Linked DNA regions of Homo sapiens: all the other regions are linked to region 3. A link is a loop called in an ENCODE intact Hi-C map of the cell type or tissue named here. Cell type or tissue: B cell. All regions are shown on one strand.

Region 1 (8,000 bases), 210 kb before region 3:
CTTATCTGAGGCAATTAAAGACAAGGTGTCACAGATCACTAAGCACTATAATTGTGCCACTGCACTCCAGCACATCTGGATGTACTGAGGTCATAACAAGGCTTGATGAGGCACATCTCACGCGTGCACATGAAAATCTAATCATCATGCTTATGAGCTGCAAAAGAATTGGAGGCAACATTTTAAAAGTACTTTTTCAGGCTGGGTGCTGTGGTTCACACTTGTAATCCCAGCACTTTGGAAGGCCCAAGCGGGCGGATCATCTGAGGTCATGAGTTAGAGACCAGCCTGGCCAACATGGTGAAACCCCGTCTCTACAAAATACAAAAATTAGCCGGGTGTGGTGGTGCACGCCTGTAGGCCCAGCTACTCGGGAGGCTGAGACAGGAGAATCACTTGAGCTCAGGAGGTGGAGGTTGCAGCGAGCCGAGATCATGCCACTGCACTCCGCCTGGGTAACAGAGTGAGACTCTGTTTTAAAATAAAATAAAAGTACTTTTTCAAAGACATGGCTACTGTTCAGATGCTTGTATTTTTAGGGTGTGTGTGTGTGTGTTAAAAACTTTCCAGTGACTAACACAAGTATTCATTTGTAACCTCAGTGTGTACTGTACGGGGAATTATTCCTGCCAATTTAATTCTAACTCTAAGCCCCTATTCCGGTAGGTAGACAGAAAACAGTTGTAACTGGGGCTCCCTCCCCCTGCCTAGGGCCACATATACATTTAGGGTTTGTATAAGCTACCAGGAAGGATGGGGTAAGGGTCCCCTAATCTTCCAGCTAGGATGATCACCTAGGAGACCGTTTTTGTCCCAAGTCTGACCAGTCTCCGAATGTCTAGTGGTCCAATATTGGGAGCCTTGGTATACCAGGGCTTATTCTTACCATCTGGGACAAAACACGGGCAATAAAAGGAATTTTTCTTAACACTAAATGTAAAGGAATTCAAAGTAAAGTAATTGGCTTTTTAAAGTATATCCTTGGCCAGGCGCGGTGGCTCACGCCTGTAATCCCAGCACTTTGGAAGGCCGAGGCGGATGAATCACTCAAGGTCAGGAGATAGAGACCAGCCTGACCAACATGGCAGAAACCACCGTCTCTATGAAAAATACGAAAATTAGCGGGCATGATGGTGCGTGCCTGTAATGCTAGCTGCTACTCGAGAGGCTAAGGCATGAGAATTGCTTGAACCCAGAAGGCAGAGGTTGCAGTGAGCCGAGATCGTGCCACTGCACTCCAGCCTGTGAAGTGAAACTCTGTCTCAAAAAAAAACCCAACAAAAACCAACGAAACAAAAATAATGATATCCTTCCTACTTTCTTGATGTTAAAATGTCTTTTATGAAATAACCGTAAGATGTTTAATATGTTTAATTTATTTAGCAAAATAAAGTGTTGGTACCTTTATGTCCGTTACAATTTTTGTGTGGATAGAGGGTGGGGAAGGTTGACAAAGATAAAAAAACCTGGACATTAAAGTGGTGAAAACCAATTTTATTCAGTAATTACTAACAGTAGGGGAAAGAGCAGCGTTCCATTTCAATGCAGAGATAATTGAGCAGCTTAAAGAGAGAATAAGGGAGGGGGAAAGAGCCGGAATACATGCAAAACATTTCAAAGTCTGTCAGTATAAAAGTGATTAGATCAGCTGCGTCAGCTAGCTGGCGATTATCACTGAAGTCAGGATTCTACCCTCCCACCAAGAATGGGAGATAGCAACCTTCCAGATGATTAAATTTCAAAGGAATGGCTTTCAGGTCCTTAAGAAAGATACTCCTGAATTGTAGGAGAGAACACATACGTGTCAAGGGGACAGAGGAAGGACTCACAATTGTAAGCTCTTTTTTTGTAAATGCTCCAAGAAAGGGGGTCAAGGGCCTATGGCCAGGTGGGCAGTGTTGAGTTTTCTCTGGGAGACATTTAACCGAGAGGCCCGGGGAGAGATCTGCGGTCATCCTACGAACACGACCTTATGCTGCTACAAGGCTCGCTATAGTTTGGTGGTCTCCTTTTGCTGAGGTTTGGACAAGGTCATTACGTGACAAGAGTTCTGCAGTTCTCATGATCCATATGTCATTATTAGGTAAAATCTGTTAGGTTTAAAATTAATTAGTGTAATCTCTTTGATACCTACATTGCTCCTTAACTGAGGCAATTAAAGACAAGGTGTCACAGATCTCTAAGCACTTCTAGATTCTAAAAACCCATAGCCTCAAAGGAGCACTGCCCCTCAATGCTCACCCCCACACACCTCCCCTTTCTGTTACCTAGAGAAAAAGACCAAGACCTGATGACAAATTTTACCATCAAACTTAAGTGGCGCATGCCAACGGTTCGAAAAGGAGGCTTTTCATCCAGAGAGAACTGCACTGTCCTACGCCATCACAAACCAAACACCTTAACGAAGGCTTGAAAGAAATTCTCAGACCTCCAGATACAGGAGACAGGGGAAAACAGAAGTGCAAGAAAGAACAGCAACTGTTTACCACAAGGGCCTCTGGATAACTTCAAGAAAGCAGTTACCCAAATTAGCTACAGAAAGGCCTAAATTAACTAAAACAGTTACGATAAAACCGAAGTCCTGAGATTTTAATGTAACTCCAAATGTTAACATAGTTTCTTCATAGTACCTTCATAGTACCTTTTGAAAGCTCCCTACAAATTTATTATGGTAAAGTGTGGCTATAAGTACAGGTCCTGTCACTGGCTGCATTCAACTGAAAAAAAAAAAAAAATAGTGCGACCACAGCTCCTGTCACTGGCTGTATTCAACTTTAAAAAAAAAAAAAGGGGCGACTTTTTTTTTTTTTTAAGACGGAGTTTCGCTTTTGTTGCCCAGGCTGGAGCGCAATGACTCGACCTCGGCTCACCGCAACCTCCGCCTCCCGGGTTCAAGCGATTCTCTTGCCTCAGCTTCCCGATTAGCTGGGATTACAGGCATGGGCTACCACGCCTGGCTTATTTTTATTTTTAGTAGAGACTGGGTTTCTCCATGTTGGTCAGGCGGGTATCGAACTCCCGACCTCTGGTGATCTGCCCGCCTCAGCCTCCCAAAGTGCTGGGATTACAGGCGTGAGCCATTACGCCCGGCCTTTATTTTCAATGTATATGTTAATATCAAAAACTTTACATTTCCAATTTAATCCACTCATTGCAATTGTTTTTGAATGCATTCCATTTATGTATTAGTAAAATGTATTATTAAGGAAAGACAAATTAAGTCAGATATTTGGATTAATCATTGAGTCTATCATTTTAGTAAAAAGCAAGGAACTTTCCTTCAGGACTAATATATTAAATAGGCCAAAACACTGACTTGTCATTTAAAAATTTTTTAAGGTCACTTCATAAGTATAAAAAACTCATGCATGGTCGGGCGCGGTGGCTCACGGCTGTAACCCCAGCACTTTGGGAGACCCAGGAGGGCGGATCACCTGAAGTCAGGAGTTCGAGACCAGCCTGGCCAAAATGGGGAAACCCCATCTCTACTAAAAATACAAAAATTAGCCAGGCGTGGTGGCGCGTGCCTGCAGTCCCAGCTACTCGGGAGGCTGAGGCAGGAAAATTGCTTGAACCCAGGAGGCAGAGGTTGCAGTGAGCCGAGAGCGCGACACTGCACTCCAGCCTGGGCGACAGAGGAGACTCCATCTCAGAAAAAAAAAAAAAAAAAAAAAAAAAAAAAAAAAAAAAAGGCATGCCTAATAGTATTTATAAAATACTCGCATACATTTTACATGTTAATATTATTACGAAATAAAGTAACGTTTATATAATTATTTCAATAGCTATTCCTATTTAAGTAATAATTGGGTAAATTTAACAGCAAATACAAGAAAAAACTGCATGGCAAGCTATTTTCCTTAAAACATGATTCTGAACACTAAACGTTACAAAAACAGATACTTGCTACAACTGTGAAGGAGAAACTGCATTTCCCTATTATTACAAGAACAAAGGTTTTCACAAAAAAATTTAAGGACTCTACAGCCGCCTTGTTCTTTGTTATCCCACCCCTGCCCGCCTCGGCTAACGGTTTTGGGGCCCGTTTGCTTGGTGCGTCTGGAACTCCTCGGGCGGCGGGCGTCTCGCAGGAAAAACCGCGGCCCGTACTGCGCCGGGAGCAGAAGCGCTGGTGGCCCTCGTAGGTCCCGTGGGCTGCCTCCCCCTCCTGCAGACACTCGAGGAGCCATCCGGCCGCGTCTCTCGCCGCCCGGCCCCGCCACTAGGCTGCCGCCTCCGCCGCTGCACAGAGAAGGGCGAAGACCCGCCCCTGCAGGTGATTGACGGGCACTCTCCTCCAATGGTCAACGCGCTCGGCCCCGGCGGGCTGGGCAAGGGCCGCGGCTCGCGGAGGAATCTCTCTTGCCCTTTAGTCCCGGGCAAGGTGTTGCGGCCGGCGCCATTTTCTCGAGCCGCCTGTTTCGGGTGCCGCCATGTTGGTGAGGAGAAATCACCGTTACGGCCACTGTCCAAATCCCCGCGTCGCTGCACGCCGCCCGCCCGCTCCCACGCCACAGCCACCGGCGGCGAATAGAGACTAGAGCGGCAGCGCCGGCAGCGCGGGGCCGTTGCCCAGTGTTTGCAGTTAGAGCCCCATCTCTCTGGCGTGGTTGTTAATAGACTGGAAAGTCTGTGTCTGTGTCGCTCACTAGTAACCGTGAGTTTTTACCACTTCGTCACCTGTCGGCGGCGGCCGGGAGCAGGTTCCCGCAGGCGGCGCGGGGGGTCTTCCCCGCGCCCCGCCGCCGCCGGCCTCGCAGACCTGCCCTCCAGCCCCGCCCCGTTCTTGACCAAACATGACAGACTCTGAACATGCAGGGCACGACAGGTCGGGAACCCTTCTTGTCTGTCTTTCTGTCGGATGAGAGGAGGGGTCTGGGGCGGCGGGAGCGGGCCGGGGCCGGGCGCCTCCTGCATGACCTAGACGTCTCTGTGTGGCTCCGTCAGTTCCATGACGCGCACTCTTATGTAAACTGCTGGATCGCGGCCGCGGGGGAGGTCGGCCCGGCCGCGCCCGCCTCCCCGAGCCGGGGTCGCTGCTCGCCAGCGCCGGCCCCGCCCCCGGCCGGGCACGTGCGAGCCCCCCGCCCCCCGGGCGGGCTCCGTGTGCGCCGGGCGGCTCTCAGCGTCCCGGCTCGGTGCTGAGGTCCTGCTTCTGCCCGTCCAGGTGTCGGTGCTCCCGGCCAGATAGGACCAGCCAGGAATTTTCAGGAATGGGTGTTTTGATATTTGACTGCTTCCCGAGAACCGAGAACACCTCTAAAAAAATAAACATTTGGTTTTCAGGGAAGTTTTAAGCAGCACCAAAAGGCCATCTGTTGTATACAGTCTTATCCCTTGGAATTTGAGATGGCAAGTTTCAAGTTTAATATGTTAACACAAAATACTTAGGCTTTGCAGAAACTTAGTTTAGCACAGTTTTACCCTAACGTAAAAACTCCATGGATTATTCCGGCTAGCCCAATTTTCTAGATGGTGTGTATCACTTGAATATTGAGATTCTGATTTTTTATTTTTTGCTCTGTGCCTTAAGAGGCACATTCTTGTTTCCATTCGAGTTTGGGGACATTTACAAAGTATACTGTAGCATACTTAAATTTTGGTTATAATTCAAATTTTCATTCGTATATATCTTTAATAATGCGAAAGGGGGGCTTTCATTCATTAAACTTACTGAAACAAAATCCATTGCATCTGATTCTTACTTAGAATATTAATTTGAAAATCTAGAACCTCACAATTACTCCTTTGTGAATAGAAGTAAGAAAAAATATACGTTTTACTATAGACTATATACATTGCTGAAGTTTTATCTGTAGTAATGTGATCGGCTTGGTAAAGCATCCTAAACACGTTTTTTAAAACCCAGAAGCAAAAATCACAAACACTGCTGAAATTTGAAATATCTAAATACCTAGCAATCTTGAGAGGGATAAAAATGGTATTTCAACAACTTCAGTATTGTAATAATAAAAGTAGATTCCCAGAGGGCACGTCAATCAAAGTGTAAAAATTTTTGGAAAGTAAAATGCACTTTTAAAAATGATAAGCTTGCACTTGGCACATTTTTAATGATTTTTTTAACGTTATCTTTTGTATTAAAAAGGAAATTCTTAGAATGGGTTGACTAATACCTTGCTCTTGAGGTATGGACAAACCAATGATGGGGTTTTGCTAATGGAGCCTAAAATCCTTTTTTTTTTTAATATGGAAGAATATCTGTTCCCCTCTCTTAGTGCACAAAGTAACTTCTATATATGGAGTTATGTATTGTACATCATGAAAAAACAATGCCATCAAATTCAAGTATCAAAATAATTTTGCTGGTAAGGAACTGTGATGACAGACCTTTTAAAGAATTTGAAATTTTAAAATACTGGTTTAGAGGTTAGAAAACTTTAAAGAATTATTTGTAAGATATGTTAATAGGTTGGTAGTAGGAGCTAAAGATTAAGATTAGTCTATTTTATTTAAAATTCGGACTAAAAGTATTTTCTAGTGATTTCTGAAACAAAAAGGTTAGCTCCACTTTAACTTAGCCAATTGTTAAGTGGCATCATTGTGCTGAGATGAAGGAGATGGTTTTTTTTTTTCATGCTTTTTTTGTCAACCCACATGAAAAACAAAACAACTACATCAAAAACAAAGTGAACTAGAAGTCAGGAGAAATTCTACAAGATCAGATCAATGGTTCTAAACCTTCCCTGGGGAACTTTTTTTCTTTAAAGTATTGGCGCTATTTCTGTTGGTCTGGACCTCAGCCTGGGTTTTAAGAGTTCTAAAAGCTCCCCAGGAAATTCTAATATGTGCCAAATTGAGAACCGCTATACTCGATCAGTGTTTCCCAATGATAGTTAATCATCAGAATCACTTTGGGGAATAAATTTTTGTTCTGCCCAGAGCAACTGAATCAGAATCTCTAGGGTATTTTTCATAGGCTCCCTGGGAAATTCTTAAGAAATTTGGGGAAAAAATGGACTAATCTGCGGGCTTCCAAAATACTGTATCTTTCCATATAATAGCTATTTTATGCTGTTATAAAAGTTTCTGTGAATTAAGTGGAGAAAAATATATGAAACTTGGTATATGGAGCTAGGCTTTGTCTCAAGGATTTTATTTTATTTATTTTATTTTTTTGAGACGGAGTCTCGCTCTGTCGCCCAGGCTGGAGTGCAGTGGCACTGTCTCAGCTCACTGCAAGCTCCACTTCCCGCCTTCACACCATTCTCCTGCCTCAGCCTCCTGAGTAGCTGGGATTACAGGCACCCGCCACCACACCTGGCTAATTTTTTGTATTTTTAGTAGAGACCACGTTTCATCATGTTGGACAGGCTGGTCTTGAACTCCTGACCTCAAGTGATCCACCAGCCTTGGCCTCCCAAAGTTTTGGGATTACAGGGGTGAGCCACTGTGCCCAGCCAAGGATATTCTTTTTATAACATTTTCAAAAATTAAGGCATATTGTGTATGCAGGAAAAAAAATGAAGCCTATGATTTATATTTACAATTGCTTTGATTTTATACAAATTAAAATATTACTGTTTATGAGAATGAGATTCTAAATGTAAATGGAATTCACAGAATGCATAATTTTTTTCTCGTTTAAAGAAATAGAGTCTCGCTATATGCCTAGGCTGGTCTTGAACTCCTGGGCTCCAGCCATCCTCCCATTTCAGCCTCCCAGAGTGTTGGGATTACAGGCGTGAGCCACCACGCCTGGCCTTGTACATGTTATATAGTGAACATTTTGCACAAGATTGTTTGCCAAATGAATAATTTAAAAAAAATCCATTTAGTGTACTTTCCTTTAAATATTTTCACACCTGGAGTTAAAACATTGTATTTTATAAGATGTTATTAATATAAAAATACTTCTAATTCTACTTGTGGCTATGTAGAATGTAGTAGAGGACTTTTGCATAAGCCCAGAGCCTAGTTTCTAAAGGTCTTTAGGGATTTAGGGAAATCAGAGGGAGGTATAATTCTGGTCTCTCGTCGTT
Region 2 (8,000 bases), 600 kb before region 3:
CAGTTACCACTATAGGAAACCACTGAGATGCAACAAGTACTTATGTCCCGCACCACCTATCCCGTGTTTCCCACTACTATACGCTAATTTTTCCATACTTTATATATGAAGTATTTAGACAAGTTGTATTCTATGGTCCCATAACTACATGGCTTTTCAACATTTAAGGTCATTTCTGGTTAGATGCCAGAACCTCATTTGAAAAGTACATCTAAGGGATCATTGTCATATTGGAATAAAACAATAAAAAACCACACATTACTCTAATTCATCAGAGGTTGAACTGCTTTCAGCTGACCAATCTACAAAAGACATAGGTTTTCAAATGTCTTAAGTAGCTGTGACACCCCCAATCCCACCTAAATATATAACTACAATCAATTTCAATTATTGGTCGAAACCCAAAGAACCGAGGCATGAATAACTCTAGCCATGGAACAGTTATGCTTGCAGATTTAAGGGTACTAGGTTTTAATTAATTATTACATCTAATTAATCTAATTATTAATCTATTACAGTACAGTTTATTACTAAAAAAATGTGGATGAACTGTTAAAGCCTTCATCACAAGGTTAGGTAGCAGCCAGGCTTTAGACAAAAGTACAGATAAGCATAATTAGATTGTCCTTCGATCCACTTTCCTGTACCTGTTTATATATACCATGTTCCTATAGACAGCATTTTTAATGTTAGGAGCCTAAGACTTTTGAGATGATGCAAGCTAGTCTTAAGACCCCATCAAGGAACCACATTAGCATGAGAATGTGGTTTATCTCTCTGTCCTATGACTTCATCCTTCATTCTCTGACCAATCAATACCTTAACCCACTACCCTCTCTTTAAAACCTCTGGACCGGGTGCGGTGGCTCACGCCTATAATCCCAGCACTGTGGGAGGCCAAAGCAGGCGGATCACTAGGTCAGGAGATCGAGACCATCCTGGCTAACATGGTGAAACTCCATCTCTACTAAAAATACAAAAAATTAGCTGGACTTGGTGGCGGGCACCTGTAGTCCCAGCTACTCGGGAGGCTGAGGCAGGAGAATGGCGTGAACCCAGGAGGCGGAGGTTGCAGTGAGCCGAGATCATGCCATTGTACTCCAGCCTGGGCAACAGAGCAAGACTCTGTCTCAAAAAAAAAACCAAAAGCAAAAAAAAAACCTCTAGACCTTAACTCTTTGGGGAGGCTGACTTGAAGTTTCCTCAGTCTCCTAGTTCGGTGGCCCTGCAAGTAAAACACTTTATCTGCTGCAATCCCCGTTGTTTCCGTGTATTGACTTGCTGCTCATAGGGCAAGAATCCTATATGGTTACACAAACAGCCAAAGCCTATGTAGTTCCTTTGCAGCTCCTCCAAAGCCACAAAGTTATTTTGCTGTGAATTAAATGTTATTCTTGGCCAGGCACGATGGCTCACGCCTGCAATCCCAGCACTTTGGGAGGCTGAGGCGCGAGGATCACCTGAGGTCAGGAGTTTGACACAAGCCTGGCCAACATGGTCAAACCCTGTCTCTACTAAAAATACAAAAAAAAAAAAATTACTCAGGCATGGTGTGGGCGCCTGTAATCCCAGCTACTTGGGAGGCTAAGGCAAGAGAATCGCTTCAACCTGGGAGGCAGAGGTTGCAGTGAGCCGAGATCGCGCCATTGTACTCCAGCCTGGGGGACAAGAGCAAAACTCCGTCTCAAAAAAAAAAAAAAGAAAAGTTATTCTGGATATAATTATGTCACAAAACATGACACAAGTTTTGTTCTTCCTCCTGCTAGAAATAAATGAGTACTGGGACACTTGAACTTGGAACACAAGTAAAAAGTGCCTTATAAAACTTACAAGGGGCAGGGCGTGGTGGCTCACGCCTGTAATCCCAGCACTTTGGGTGGCCGAGACGGGTGGATCACGAGGTCAGGAGTTCAAGATCAGCCTGGCCAAGATGGTGAAACCCCATCTCTACTAAAAATACAAAAATTAGCCAGACAGTGATGGCGGGCGCCTGTAATCCCAGCTACTTGGGAGGCTGAAGCAGAGAATTGCTTGAACACGGGAGCCAGAGGTTACAGTGAGCTGAGATGGCGCCACTGCACTCCAGCCTAGGAGACAGAACAAGACTCCTTCTCAAAAAAAAAAAAAAAAAGAAAACCCCACAAAAAAAAAAACCTTAAAAGAAAACAAAATTCAGCTGGTCTTCCTATATTTTATTCAACAGAATAACCAACATCAACGAACTTTTGACTTTATGAAACTTTAGTTCTGCAATTTTATAATGTTATTTTCTTATAACTTTGAGAGAAAATTACAGAATTGTTAAAGAATTATCATTTTGTACCGATTAATGCCACATATTTAATACTTTTTCAGTACCCCAAACTTTTAGAAATGTTTTTACTTGTTAGGTGCAACATAAACAGCTACACGTAAAAATACTATTAAATTTATATGCTATAAATAACAGTATCAGCAATGATTCCTACAAACACTACCCTGCCAAAAAAAAAAAAAAGAGACCCAAATGCACACTAACGGGAGCTTAAGTCTCCACAAGAGCTTCCCCAGCCTTTCTAGAGGACGGTGAAAACAGGCTGAGAGCCCGAGGCTCAGAAAAACAGCTCAGAGGGGCTGGAGGCCAGTCTGAAAGCTGAGGCTGCACATGGGATGCTACGCACAGCTCAGGAAAGAGGTTGGCAAGCAGGAGCCGGAAGGAGCACCCCAGCCCGCAGGCCAGGAGCGCCCGCAGGCCCCCTCAGCCCCGGAGCACGCTCAAGGCCCTCCCTCGGGTTCCCAGTACCCCGGGTTTCCAGACCTACGGCCACCAGGGGAGGCTCGGCCTCGGGACGGGTGCGAGAGTCACGCGGCGCGCGACAGACCACCAAGTGCTGCGGTACGGCGCCCGCACCTGTATAACTCGGGACGCGTCAGGCGCGGCGAGCCCCGGCTGCTCCCCGGAGGCGCAGGGGCCGAGGAGGCCCGAGGGCAGCGGCGGGGTCCTTCACAGTGACTCTTGGGCCGCAGCAGCTTCTCATTCCCTCTCCCTCCCCTATTCTGGAGGAAGAACGGGCAACAGCAGCGGGCTCGAGTGCTAATGGCAGGAAGGCGTGCGAGACGTTCAAATGGACGCGTCCATCTTGACTTTCCCGTCTTGCCTCGCGCCGGGGCGGGGCATCGCGGGAGGTGCGCGGCGTCCTAGCAGTCCTGGCGCCTGCGCTGTTGAGGGAAGACCGCGGCGGGTTACAACTTGGGGGCTATTTCCACCTTCCGTGCGACTGATGCGAACCCCGAAGCCGGACTCTGTCTGCTACAGTCCTGGCGTCCAAGTTCTCTTTAGCTCATGTCACTAGGGACCTGAACTGCCTTATAGATCTCAGGGTTTTTTCTTCTGGTTTCGCTTCCGCCTCCTGACCCCACGTGGAGGTAGGCACCTCAGGCTGAGGGTGGGGAGCAGGGGTTGCTGATTTTCTCTACGTGCAGTGAATGCTCTATGCCTTTTTCGGTCCATACTCTTCGAAGAGTGGATGAACTGTGTGAAGGTCCTCACAGAAACGTTGCTTGCAATTCCCAGATTCAGAGACACTTCTTAAGGCGATTCAAAGACCCAAGTTAAGAACCCCAGCGGCCACTCGCGCCTGTAATCCCAGCACTTTGGGAGGCGAGGCGACAGGATTGCTGGAGCCCAAGAGTTTGAAACCAGCCTGGGCAATATAGCGAGACCCTGTCTCCACAAAAGAAAAATTTTTTTAATTAGCCTGGAGGCGTGGTGCGCACCTGTAGTCCCAGCTGCTTGGGAGTCTGGAGGATCACTTGAGCAGGGAGTTTGAGGCCACAGTGAGCTATGATCGCGCCACTGCACTCCATCCAGCCTGGGCAACAGAGCAAGACCTTGTCTCAAAAAAAAAAAAAAAAAAAGAATGGGTTATAGGAGAAAGGTTAGAAACAAAGATTCATGAAACAGTTAAATACAAATATACCTAATTGATATTTTAAACTTTTGTTTGTGTGTGTGTGTGTGTGTGTGTGTGTGTGTGTGTGTGTTTTTCTTGAGACAGAGTCTCGCTCTTTCGCCCAGGCTGGAGTGCCGTGGCACAATCTCGGCTCACTGCAACCTCCGCCTCCCGAGTTCAAGCAATTCTCCTGCATCAGCCTTCCAAGAAGGTGGGATTACAGGCGCCCGCCACCACGTCCAGCTAACTTTTGTATTTTTAGTAGAGACAGGGTTTCACCACGATGGCCAGGCTGGTCTCGAACTCCTGACCTCGTGATCCTCCCGCCTCGGCCTCCCAAAGTGCTAGGATTACAGGCGTGAGCCACTGCGCCCGGCCAATATTTTAAACTTTTTTAAAAAAAAAAAGTTTAGCAACCCCATCAAAAAGTGGGCGAAGGACGTGAACAGACACTTCTCAAAAGAAGACATTTATGCAGCCAAAAAACACATGAAAAAATGCTCACCATCACTGGCCATCAGAGAAATGCAAATCAAAACCACAGTGAGATACCATCTCACACCAGTTAGAATGGTAATCATTAAAAAGTCAGGAAACAACAGGTGCTGGAGAGGATGTGGAGAAATAGGAACACTTTTACACTGTTGGTGGGACTGTAAACTAGTTCAACCCTTGTGGAAGTCGGTGTGGCAATTCCTCAGGGATCTAGAAATACCATTTGACCCAGCCATCCCATTACTGGGTATATACCCAAAGGACTATAAATCATGCTGCTATAAAGACACATGCACACATATGTTTATTGCGGCACTATTCACAATAGCAAAGACTTGGAACCAACCCAAATGTCCAACAATGATAGACTGGATTAAGAAAATGTGGCACATATACACCATGGAATACTATGCAGCCATAAAAAATGATGAGTTCATGTCCTTTGTAGGGACATGGATGAAATTGGAAATCATCATTCTCAGTAAACTATCGCAAGAACAAAAAACCAAACACCGCATATTCTCACTCATAGGTGGGAATTGAACAATGAGAACACATGGACCCAGGAAGGGGAACATCACACTCTGGGGACTGTTGTGGGGTGGGGGGAGGGGGGAGGGATAGCTTTAGGAGATATACCTAATGCTAAATGATGAGTTAATGGGTGCAGCACACCAGCATGGCACATGTATACATATGTAACTAACCTGCACATTGTGCACATGTACCCTAAAACTTAAAGTATAATAATAAAGTTTAGATTTACAGAAAAACTGCAGATAGTCCAAAAATTTCCCACATACCCTATACCCAGTTTCTACATCCAGTTTCCCTATTATTAGTATTTTACATTAGTATAGTACATTTGTTAAAATTAATGAAATATCAACACATTATTAGTAATTAAAATTCATACTTTATTCAGTTTTTTTTAAGAGAGTCTTGCTGTGTTGCCTAGGCTAGAGTGCATTGGCACAAACACAGCTCACTGCAGCCTTGAACTCCTGTGCTCAAGCAGTCCTCCTGCTTCAACCCCCCAAGCAGATGGGACTCCAGGTGCAAGCCACTGCATTAGTTTGTAGAATATCCCTTAACTGAAATTTGTCTGATGTTTCTTCATGATTAGCCTGGGGATATGGATTTCAGGAAGGAAGATCATAAAGTGTCATTTTCATCACATCATATCAAAGGTACTTATCAACAGTATCACTTATCGCTGCTGATGTCAACCTTGATCACCTAACTGAGATAGTGTTTGTCAGATTTCTCTACTATGATGTTACATTTCCCCACTTTCCATATTGTACTCTTTGGAAGGAAGACAATATGTGCAGCCCTCAGTTACAGAGTGAGGCCAGTTGATTTTGTTGTTGTTTTACAAACTTGCAAAAGCAAATGAAGGAGGGAAGCATCTTTTCAACAGTTAGTGTTGCAATATTTGTATATTCAGATGGAAAAAATGAATCTTGATTCATACTACACACCATATACAAAAATTAAAGTGCATCAAAGACCCAGATATGAGAGTAAAGCTGCCGGGCGCGGTGGCTCACGCCTGTAATCCCAGCACTTTGGGAGACCAAGGCAGGCGGATCACCTGAGGTCAGGAGTTCAAGACCAGCCTGGCCAACATGGTGAAACCCCATCTCTACTAAAAATACAAAAAATAAATAAATAAATAAAATAGCCAGGCGTGGTGGCAGGCGCCTGTAATCCCAGCTACTCAGGAGGCTGAGACAGGAGAATCACTTGAACCTGGGAAGCGGCGGTTGCAATGAGTCGAGATCACGCCATTGCACTCCAGCCTGGGGTACAAGAGCGAGACTTCGTCTCAAAAAAAAAAAAAAAGAGTAAAGCTATACACTTAGAAGAAAACATAGCTGTAAATCTTCATAACCTTGGATTAGGCAATGATGTCTTAAATATGGTACCTAAAGCACAAGGAACCTAGGAAAAAATTTGATAAGTTGGAGAAAAGTTTTAAATTTTGTGCTTCAAAGGTATTGTCAAGAAAGTGAAAAGACAACTCACAGAATGGGGGAAAAGATTTGCAAATAATCTGATAAGAGTCTGTTATCCAGAATATGTGAAGAAGTCTTACAACTCAACATAAAAAGACAACCCAGTCTAAAAATGGGCAGAGGATTTGAACGACATTTTGCCAAAAATATATTATACAAGTGGCCAAAAAGGACGATAAAAGATGACCAACATCATTAGTCATTAGGGAAATGTAAGCCAAAACCACTTCACACCCAGTAGGATAGCTGTAATCAAAAAGACAGACAATAACAAGTGTTTATGAAGATTTGGAGTTATTTGACCCCTTGTACATAATTGATAGGAATGTAAAATGGTGCAGCCGCTTGGTAAAACAGTTTGACAGGTTCTCAAAAAGTTAAACGTTGGTCTCTTCCAGGAGCTACCGCCAGAAGATGGCAGCAGCCGCCAAGTTGTCACTACTAGAGAAGTCCCTGGGACTGAGTAAGGGGAATAATAAATAAAGTGCTCAGGATGAGTGACAGATTCTGGTTCTTCAAACAAACAATGGTCCAAGTCTAACAGGATTGACTACTATAGCAGCTCATCTAGTCAAGCAAGCTAACAAAGGATATTTGCTAGGGAGTACTGCAGAAGAAAAAGCAATAGTTCAGCAATGGTTACAATACAGAGTCACTCCAGTAAAAATGATAGCCACACACTGGTTTTTTTTTTTAGTTTTTTTTTTTTTTGAGATGGAGTCTCACTCTGTCACCCAGGCTGGAGTGCAGTGGCGCTATCTCTGCTCACTGCAAGCTCTGCCTCCTGGGTTCATGCCATTCTCCTGCCTCAGCCTCCCGAATAGCTGGGACTACAGGCGCCCGCCAACAACGCCCGGCTAATTTTTTTGTATTTTTTTTATTAGAGACAGGGTTTCACCATGTTAGCCAGGATGGTCTCGATCTCCTGACCTTGTGATACGCCCACCTCAGCCTCCCAAAGTGCTGGGATTACAGGCGTGAGCCACCATGCCCAGCCCACACCCTGTTGAAGGATCTTATTTCATATCTTGAAGATAAAGTCTACCTTACAGGATATAACTACCTTTGCAGATATCCTATTGTACTATGGACTTCATCGCTTTATAGTTGACCTGACAGTTCAAGAAAAGAAGAAATATCTTAATGCGTCTCGCTGGTTTTGTCACATTCAGCATTATCCAGATATCAGGCAACATCTGTCTAGTGTTGTCTTCATCAAGAACAGACTATACACTAATTCCCACTAGAAGCTATCCGTGCCGTACAGAAGATGTATTAAAAATGTTTTAACTGGAAAATGTATTCTGACCACAGGACTAATATAAATTAATATACAGTCATTCATTATTTGTTGAAATCTATAGAATTTTTAAAGTGTCAACTTGTGTCTGAATGTTTTATTTGTTCTTTAGTTGAAGCTTTTTTTGTTTGTTTTTTTTTTTTGAGATGGAGTCTCACTCTGTCTCCCAGGCTGGAGTGCAGTGGCGCGATCTCAGCTCACTGCAAGCACTGCTTCCCGGGTTCACGCATTCTCCTGCCTCAGCCTCCCAAG
Region 3 (8,000 bases):
TTCTTTTTTTTTTTTCTTTTTGAGTCAGAGTTTCTTTTTCTTTTTTCTTTTTTTTCTTTTTGAGTTGGAGTCTCACTCTGTCGCCCAGGCTGGAGTGCAATGGCGCAATCTTCAGCTCATTGCAACCTCTACCTCCCCAGTTCAAGTAATTCTCCTGCCTCAGCCTCCCGAGTAGCTGGGATTACAGGTGCATGCCACCATGGAATCTTAAAATCTTAAAAATCTTAAAAATCATGCCACCATGAAAATCTTTAAAAAGATTTTCAGTCTTTTTTAAAAAACATATGGCCGGCTAATTTTTTTGTACTTTTAGTAGAACTGGGGTTTCACCATGTTGCCTAGACTGGTCTCGAACTCCTAACCTCGGGCAATTTGCCCGCCTCGGCCTCTCAAAGTGCTGGGATTACAGGCATGAGCCACCGCGCCCAGCCAGTCCCTTGCATTTCTATATAAATTTTTGAATTACCTTGTCAATTTCCATGAATGGCTCTGCAGAGATTTTGTTTGGGATTGTATTGAATCTATAGATCAATTTGACACCTTAACAATTTTGAGTCTTTCAGTCATGAACATGGTACATCCTTTCATTTATTTTATGCTTTTAAATTTTCTCTCGATTATGCTTTGTAATTTTCAGTGTAGAGGCAATGCACAGCTTTCATTAGATACTCCTAATTATTTCACATTTATATTGATGCTACTGTAAATCGTATCTTTTAAAAATTTTTTTTCTATTTCTTTGTTGTTGACATACAGAAATACAATTTATATCTGTATATATACCTTGTATCTAGTGACTTTACAATGTTCAGTTATTCATTCAATTAGTATAGGTTCTTCAGGATCCACTATGTATAGAACCATATCATATGGGAAAAGTGACAGTTTTATTTTTTTCAAATTTTCCCTTAATAAACGGGTTATTTGATGGTACTATAAATGAAATTGTTTTCTTAATTTTTTCTTGGATTATTTTGGGCTGTTCCAAAAGTTTGCTGAATTTGTTTATTAATTCTATTAATTCTAATTTGTTTATTAATTCTAACATTTCGTGGGTATGTATGTGTGGGTAGTCCTTAAGGGTTTTTTTGGTAGAATTTTCTACATATATGTTATCTGCGAATAGAATCAATCTCTTTAATAGGTGTGAAATTATTCAGATTTTGTATTTCTGTGTCATTTTTGGTAAACTGGATTTTTCAAGGAAGTAGTCTATTTTGTCCACACGTCAAATTCATTTGCAAAAATTGATCATAGGATCTTCTTTCTTTCTTTCTTTTTTTGAGACGGAGTTTCGCTCTTGTTGCTCAGGCTGGAGTGCAGTGGCGCGATCTTGGCTCACGGCAACCTCCGCCTCCCGGGTTCAAGACCGTCTCCTGCCTCAGCCTCCCGAGTAGCTGGGATTACAGGCGTGCGCCACCACGCCCAGCTGATTTTTTGTATTTTTAGTAGAGGCAGGGTTTCTCCATGTTGGTCAAGCCGATCTCAAACTCCCGACCTCTGGTGATCCACCCGCCTCGGCCTCCCAAAGTGCTGGGATGACAGGCGTGAGCCACCGCGCCTGGCCGGATCTTATTGTTTTTAATACCTTCAGGATCTCTAGTGATGTTTCTTTTTTCATTAAAAAATTTGTTTAAAAATATTTTTAAATCTTCTTGCATCTGACCTTTTTCATTTTAACTTTGATTGTTCTTCCTTTCATTTGTTGGTCTTGAATGCTTAACAATTTTAAATTTTTTAAAATATATCCCCTTTGCCTTTGATTTCTTTATTGTACATTTATTTTCTACTTCCTTGATTTCTTCCCTTAGGATTTATTTCCTTTTACTTACTTTGGGTTTTGCTTATTATTCTTTTTCTAGTTTCATGAGATGGAAGCTTAATTGATTTTCAGTCTTCTTTTAAAAACATACGTACTTGGCCCACGCCTGTAATCCCAGCACTTTGGGAGGCCGAGGCGGGCGGATCACGAGGTCAGGAGATCGAGACCATCGTGGCTAACACGGTGAAACCCCGTCTCTACTAAAAAAAAAAAAAAAAAAAAGAATACAAAAAATTAGTCGGGCGTAGTGGCGGGCGCCTGTAGTCCCAGCTACTCGGGAGGCTGAGGCAGGAGAATGGCGTGAACCCGGGAGGCAGAGCTTGCAGTGAGCCGAGATCACACCACTGCACTCCAGCCTGGGCCACAGAGCCAGACTCCGTCTCAAAAACAAAACAAAACAAAAAAAAACACATATGTACTTTAGACTGTAATTTTTTTATTAAAAACAGCTTTAGCTGTATCCTACCAGTTTTGCTATGCCATATCTTTATTCTCATTCAGTTAGAAAATACTTTCTCATATTGTGATTTCTTCACGGATTCATGGGTTATTTAGCAGTGTACAATATCACTTAATCTCCATGCAACTTAATTCCACTATTGTCAGAAAAGTGTTCAGAATTATTTCAATCTTTTGAAATTGCTGGAGTTTACTTTATAATCCAGGGTACTGCCAGTTTTGGCAAATTCCTTACATTCTTTGTTCCAATATTGCTGCTGACTGTACGTACTGTCTCCAGAAGAAGAGGGCACATCCAAATTCTAAGGTCTAAGCTAGGAAGTGATACATATCACCTGCTCACATTCTACTGGCAAGAGTATATTCACATATCCACATTTAATGCTTACTGCTAGGGGCTTAATGCTAGGGTGGAGGCAAAGCTGAATTTTCGGAACAGATTCTCCCCCTATAAGACAGCAAGACAGTGGCAAGCTGTCCCACACAGATAGTGTTCCATCAGATTGGTCTGATTTGGACCAGTTTCCTACGTTTTACCAGTCGCTGTGGCAAAAGGGATAGAGAGTAATCCTGTTGGACCAAGCCTGGATATTCATTTCCTTTATCAATAACAGACACTGTTAATCCCACAAGAGCCACAAAAAATGGGTTCCAAGGGGGTCAGGCGCTGCGGCTCATGCCTGTAATCCCAGCACTTTGGGAGACCAAGGCGGGCAGATCACTTGAGGTCAGGAGTTGGGAGATCAGTCTGGCCAATATGGTGAAACCCTGTCTCTACCAAAAATATAAAAAGTAGCCAGGCATAGTGGCCTGTGCCTGTAGTCCCAGCTACTCAGGAGGGTGAGGCAGGAGAATCTCTTGAAACCCGGAGGTGGAAGTTGCCGTGAGCTGAGATCACGCCATTGCACTCCAGCCTGGGCGACAGTGCAAGACTCCCTAACAGACACACACACACACACACACACACACACACACACACGTTCCAAGGAGGAAAGATGAGTTACCTTACAAAGAAAAGGGAATAAGCTGGGTGTGGTGGCTCACGCCTGTAATCCCAACAGTTTGGGAGGCTGAGGTGGGAGGATGGCTTGAGTTGAGGAGTTCGAGACCAGCCTGGGCAATATGGTGAGACCCTGTCTCAAAAAAAAGTGGGGTGGGGAATAAGTAGTACCGTACAGAACCTACAGCTAAAAGAAACAAAAATGGTGCTCGCTACAAAAAGTGAGAAAAAGGAAAAAGGTAGCTTCTGGATTTGGAAATTCAAAGGTCACTGGTGTTCCTAATGAGATCCACGGTTGTGGAGTGGCAGAGAGAAGCCACCTGTGGCACAGGAGTCGTCAGTAGGAGTCGCAGGAGGAATTGATGCAGCATGGTGGGAGTGGACGTCACTTTCAAGGTGATCAGCCGTGAAGAGCGGCAAACACAGCGTCTTGGCTCGAGTTCCCCCAAACGGTGCCCCCTGGAACAAGAATTTGAGCACGAGTACAGTAGTTTTTTTGGGAGGTGATCCCAGGAAACATCGGTAGTCAGGGAAAGGAAGGAAGCCAACAGAAGATGCCCTGATGAGCAAGTTGCAGCTGTGGACAACCGCAGCCGTGGCCTACAGAGGACCACCGCAATACGCCTAGGACACACGCCTCCCCGCAGGGCACGTGCGGAGGGCGAGAGGGCCAGGGCATTCTCGACCAACTCTATCCCTCGTGGAGGGAGAGCAGCTGGGAAGGAGTGCAAGCACCCAGCACCTCTAAGTCTGCCCCATTTCTGCTCTGAGCGGGCTCTCCACAGCCAGCGGTTGCCTGCAGGTGGAGCCGGTGCGCAAGACAGGCGAGTGAGCGCCTGGCGGCCCCGTGGAATCTGGGCAACGATGGGAAGGAGAAGGGCGCTTTTACAATGTGCTCGGGTAGATACCGTGAGCATCGGGGGACAGGAAGGGGAGAGGCCCCAGGGTGTTCTTTATCTACAGGAGAGTAAAAGATGCAAGGCGCAGGGCTGATGTGGGTAATTTATGAGGGACTGTAGGAAGTTTGGGGGAGCTCTGATGATCATTGCCTTCTCTTTGTATCTCAAATGCAGCAGCACAGTCTTCAGAGTGGGCTATCAGAACCGAAGGGACTTTTAAGAGCCACTCTCCGCCGCTCATAAGGGGAAATCGAGGTCCGGAGAAGGGAAAGCAAGTGGCTGAATGCCGGTAAAAGGCAGGAAAAGAGCGGAGCCCAGGGCTCCAGGGGGTCGGTTTGGGACCTGCTTCCACCAGCAGAGTCTAAGGTCATCCCCTTGGCCGTGCGCCACCCTGGGCTCAGCCGAAGGAAGGAGCACTCGACACAAACAAAACCGACGCTCCGGGTCTCCGTAGTCGTTAAGCAAAGAGGAAGAGGAAGCGCTTCTTCATTAGGCCACAGGACCGGGCCTTAGAACTTTTGGGTTTTATCCATTAAAGGTCCTTTGGCAATAGAAGAAAAACCCAGATCGAGCCCTGCAAACTGGGATCTTCCGCCGGCACCGCCCCCCGGCTGCGACCCGGGGCTCGGAAAGAACCACCCCAGGCCCGGGCTCCGGTTCCACCGCACAGTCCGCCCGCTGCGGTAAAGCCGCGCCCACCGCCGCGGGTCTCCAACCCTGCGCCGCCGCCGCCCCCGGGGGAGGGTACGGAAAGGGCGCGGCGCCGCCGCCCACGGGCTCCTCCAGAGCGCGGCGGGGCCGGGCCGCGCGGAATCACGGGACAGAGGCGGGGCCGCGCCGGCGGGGGCGGGCGTGCGAGCGGCGCTTTCCTCTCCGGCACCCGGCGGGCGCCCGGGCGCGGCGCCGCCGGCACCCGAGAGGCGCGGTAGCCGGCGCGGGCGGCGGGGGCCGGGCCGCGGCGGGCGCCCGGGCGGGGTCCGCGCTGAGCCGCCTTCTCGGCCGCCTGGTCCCTGCGGCGGCTGCCCGGCGGCCCGGGCGCGCGGCGCTTCGCCATGTACACCTTCGTGGTACGCGATGAGAACAGCAGCGTCTACGCCGAGGTCTCCCGGCTGCTCCTCGCCACCGGCCACTGGAAGAGGCTGCGGCGAGACAACCCCAGATTCAACCTGATGCTGGGAGAGAGGAATCGGCTGCCCTTCGGGAGACTGGGTGAGCCCCTCCCCGATTCCCGTCTGCCCTCCTCGGAGCGGCCCTGCGCGCCTCCCGCGGCCCGTTAGAACCGGCGCTTTTGTTTTTAAAGGTCATACATTTTCTCCTCTGTCGCTTGTCGGGCACATCAGAAACGGATTCGGAAAGATCGAAACCTGTCGTTTTTAATGCTTTCTTGTCTCCTAACTTGGATTTAGAGTCGGAGTCGCGGTGCGGCCACTCGGGGCCGCAGCTACCTCCCGACGGTGACCGGTCCCTGCAGCCCGGGAGACGCTGGCCGCCGGGGCTGGGACCTGAGGCGCGAGTCTAGCGGCTCCCCCGGGCCGAAGCCCCCAGATTTGGCGGGTCCGCCGCGCTGGGCGCGGCTCCGCAGAGCGGGCGGCTGGAGTCATCTTTTGCAGCTCGTCTGCACTGAGGATTTCTCCCTGCTTGGCGTGGGCGCGGGCGGGGGAGCCGTAGGTGTTGAAACCCCTGAGGCTTCTGCCCCCCGAAGGCGCGGAGGAGCGATCAGAGGATTTGGAAAAGACCCCCGGATTCCAAAAGCAGGAGCTGCAGAAGAGACCCTAGCCCAGGGAAGTGTGGAGGGATGTCTGATTATAAACCTTTCCTTAGTTTCACCAAATAATGTGTTTTCGCAGTTCTGCATTGGATTAAGATCTTACACGAGGCTGCGTTCGCCCTCCCTGTCTTCCCTGCTCTCCCCGAGGGAATTACCTTCATCCACATGGTTGAAGCTGGCTGGGCACCACCATACCCACATGTCCACGGGTAGGAAAGCGCAGGAGATAGGAGGGGACTAGCGGCTCCTTTGTAAGTGATGTCATCCAGAAGTTGCCCAGATCGGTTCAACTCACATCCTATTGACCTGAGCATAGTCTCATGGCCTCCCTCTCTGCACAGTCATCTGGGAATTGCATCTTCTCTCCGGGGAGCCATGTTCCTTGCCAGAATTCACCAGAGGTGGGGGCCAATTGTATTCCAAAGACAAGGGGAGAATCGATACGGAGGAAGAGTCACCTCTACCTTGGAGGGCAACCCAGAGAGAGCAATGTTCTATGTCCAGGAGAGAAAACAGTTTTTAGAAATAGGTGTGGTCAGAATTCAAATGGGTAAAAACTGAATACGGGCCATTTGGAATTGACTGGTCATTTATGAGCTTCCATAGACAGAGCCTTTGGGAGGGGGCTGTGTAAAACTCAAATCGTTGGAGGAATGAAGAGCTGCAGTGTAAAGTTGCTGGATTTTCTTCTTTTGAATAGTACCTGGGACAACTTTTCATTGGTATACAAGTTTATGATGTAGAATGGTGACTCCATGGAAGGACCCATTTGAACACCCAGAAATCTTAGAATATGGAGACTGTGCCTGGAGGCTCCCTTTGGTTAACCGGTGTCAGGAAGACCCTAGCAAAGAGAATTCATGATCTGAAAGGAGAGGAAGAATTGCTTATAGTTGAGAACAATTATTTGTTCCTTGCATTGTCCACTTCCCCTTCCAGACTTCCTGACTTCCCTCTATATTCTTGGCAGTGCCTAGCTGTGAAAGCTTAGGTGGAATCATAACATTAAAAACAACAAACATGGCTCCGCCCAGGCAGAGGTAGGAGTGACTGGCATTACCCTGGTGCTTAAGCCTAGGAGTGAGAAGCAGAAGCCTCCAGAATTTGAATCCTGAACAGATACCACAAATTCAGGAGATGATCAGTAAACGTTTGAGCTTTTTGTTTGTATGTGTTTTTTTTTTTTTTTGTAGTTTTGTTTTTTGTTTGTCTGTTTGTTTTGCGACAGAGTCTCACTCTGTCGCCCAGGCTGGAGTGCAGTGGTGCAATTTTGGCTCACTGCAACCTCTCCCTCCTGGGTTCAAGCAATTCTCCTGCCTCAGCCTCCCAAGTAGCTGGGATTACAGGCGCGCATCACCATGCCCAGCTAATTTTTTGTATTTTTGGTAGAGACAAGGTTTTGCCGTGTTGGTCAGGCTGGTCTCGAACTCCTGACCTCAGGTGATCCGCCCACTTCGTCCTCCCAAAGTGCTGGGATTACAGGCATGAACCACCGTGCCCGGCCAACATTTGGTTTTTATGGGAAAGAAAACAGCATCCTACAACAAAATTGGTTATATGCCATCACTGTTAAGGGATATTTACCTTTTGCTTAAAGTGTACTACATGAAAGCCAAGGAGAAGATTTATAGAGCTAGGTAAAGGCTCAGGAAGGCAGGTGCCCTGTGGATAAGAATGTAGGCAGTTCAGGTGGGAATCAGGTCTGTCTGCTCAGGGAGACCAGTGAGAGCCAGCTAATGCCTGCCTGAAACTTTTGATTTGACTGTATGCCATTCTCAGAGAAATTATTCTTTCTTCTGGCATTTTCAACTGAAAATTCCTTTGGTCTTACTTTGATTTTGTTACTGGAAATACAGTGTGTTTTATTAAGATTTGAAACAAAACATTTTTTATTTTATTTTATTTTTGAGATGAAGTCTTGCTCTGTCGCCCAGGCTGGAGTGCAGTGGTGGGATCTTGGCTCACTGCAACCTCTGCCTCCCAGGTTCAAGTGATTCTCATGCCTCAGCCTCCCAAGTAGCTAGAATTACCGGTGTGCGCCACCACGCCCAG

What was found. A loop is a pair of places that touch in the nucleus more often than their neighbours do. Peaks named below come from ENCODE experiments on the same cell type or tissue, not always from the same donor. Only the 100,000 strongest peaks of a DNase experiment are listed, where the experiment ranks them.
Region 1: a loop joins it to region 3, with 14 times the contacts of the local background. A loop is called at or near these places in 11 of 110 quality-filtered maps.
Region 2: it touches region 3 in a loop (7-fold over the local background); 6 of 110 quality-filtered maps call a loop at or near these places.

The regions. Positions count from the first base shown.
Region 1 is chr2:112,271,199-112,279,198 of GRCh38, forward strand. It overlaps ZC3H6 (zinc finger CCCH-type containing 6), which reads left to right and starts at 4,399. Exons shown (of 12, transcript NM_198581.3): 1 at 4,399-4,828. The coding sequence starts at 4,797. It also overlaps the pseudogene LOC124906182. RefSeq lists enhancers at 4,101-4,673, 4,289-4,498 and a silencer at 4,689-5,168. In B cell, no CTCF peak of the experiment used is centred here; DNase peaks (open chromatin) are centred at 3,353, 4,303 and 4,903; H3K4me3 peaks cover 2,503 bases; H3K27ac peaks cover 3,345 bases.
Region 2 is chr2:111,881,052-111,889,051 of GRCh38, forward strand. ANAPC1 (anaphase promoting complex subunit 1) reads right to left here and starts at 3,142. Exons shown (of 48, transcript NM_022662.4): 1 at 2,891-3,142. It also overlaps the pseudogene EEF1E1P1. RefSeq lists enhancers at 2,379-3,172, 3,516-3,665. In B cell, CTCF peaks have their summits at 6,849 (motif pointing right) and 7,049; DNase peaks (open chromatin) are centred at 3,270 and 6,870; H3K4me3 peaks cover 1,617 bases; H3K27ac peaks cover 1,597 bases.
Region 3 is chr2:112,477,113-112,485,112 of GRCh38, forward strand. It overlaps TTL (tubulin tyrosine ligase), which reads left to right and starts at 5,044. Exons shown (of 7, transcript NM_153712.5): 1 at 5,044-5,389. The coding sequence starts at 5,233. RefSeq lists an enhancer at 4,375-4,444 and silencers at 4,765-5,154, 5,715-5,814. In B cell, CTCF peaks have their summits at 4,085 (motif pointing right) and 4,299; DNase peaks (open chromatin) are centred at 4,109, 4,859 and 5,409; H3K4me3 peaks cover 2,892 bases; H3K27ac peaks cover 2,055 bases.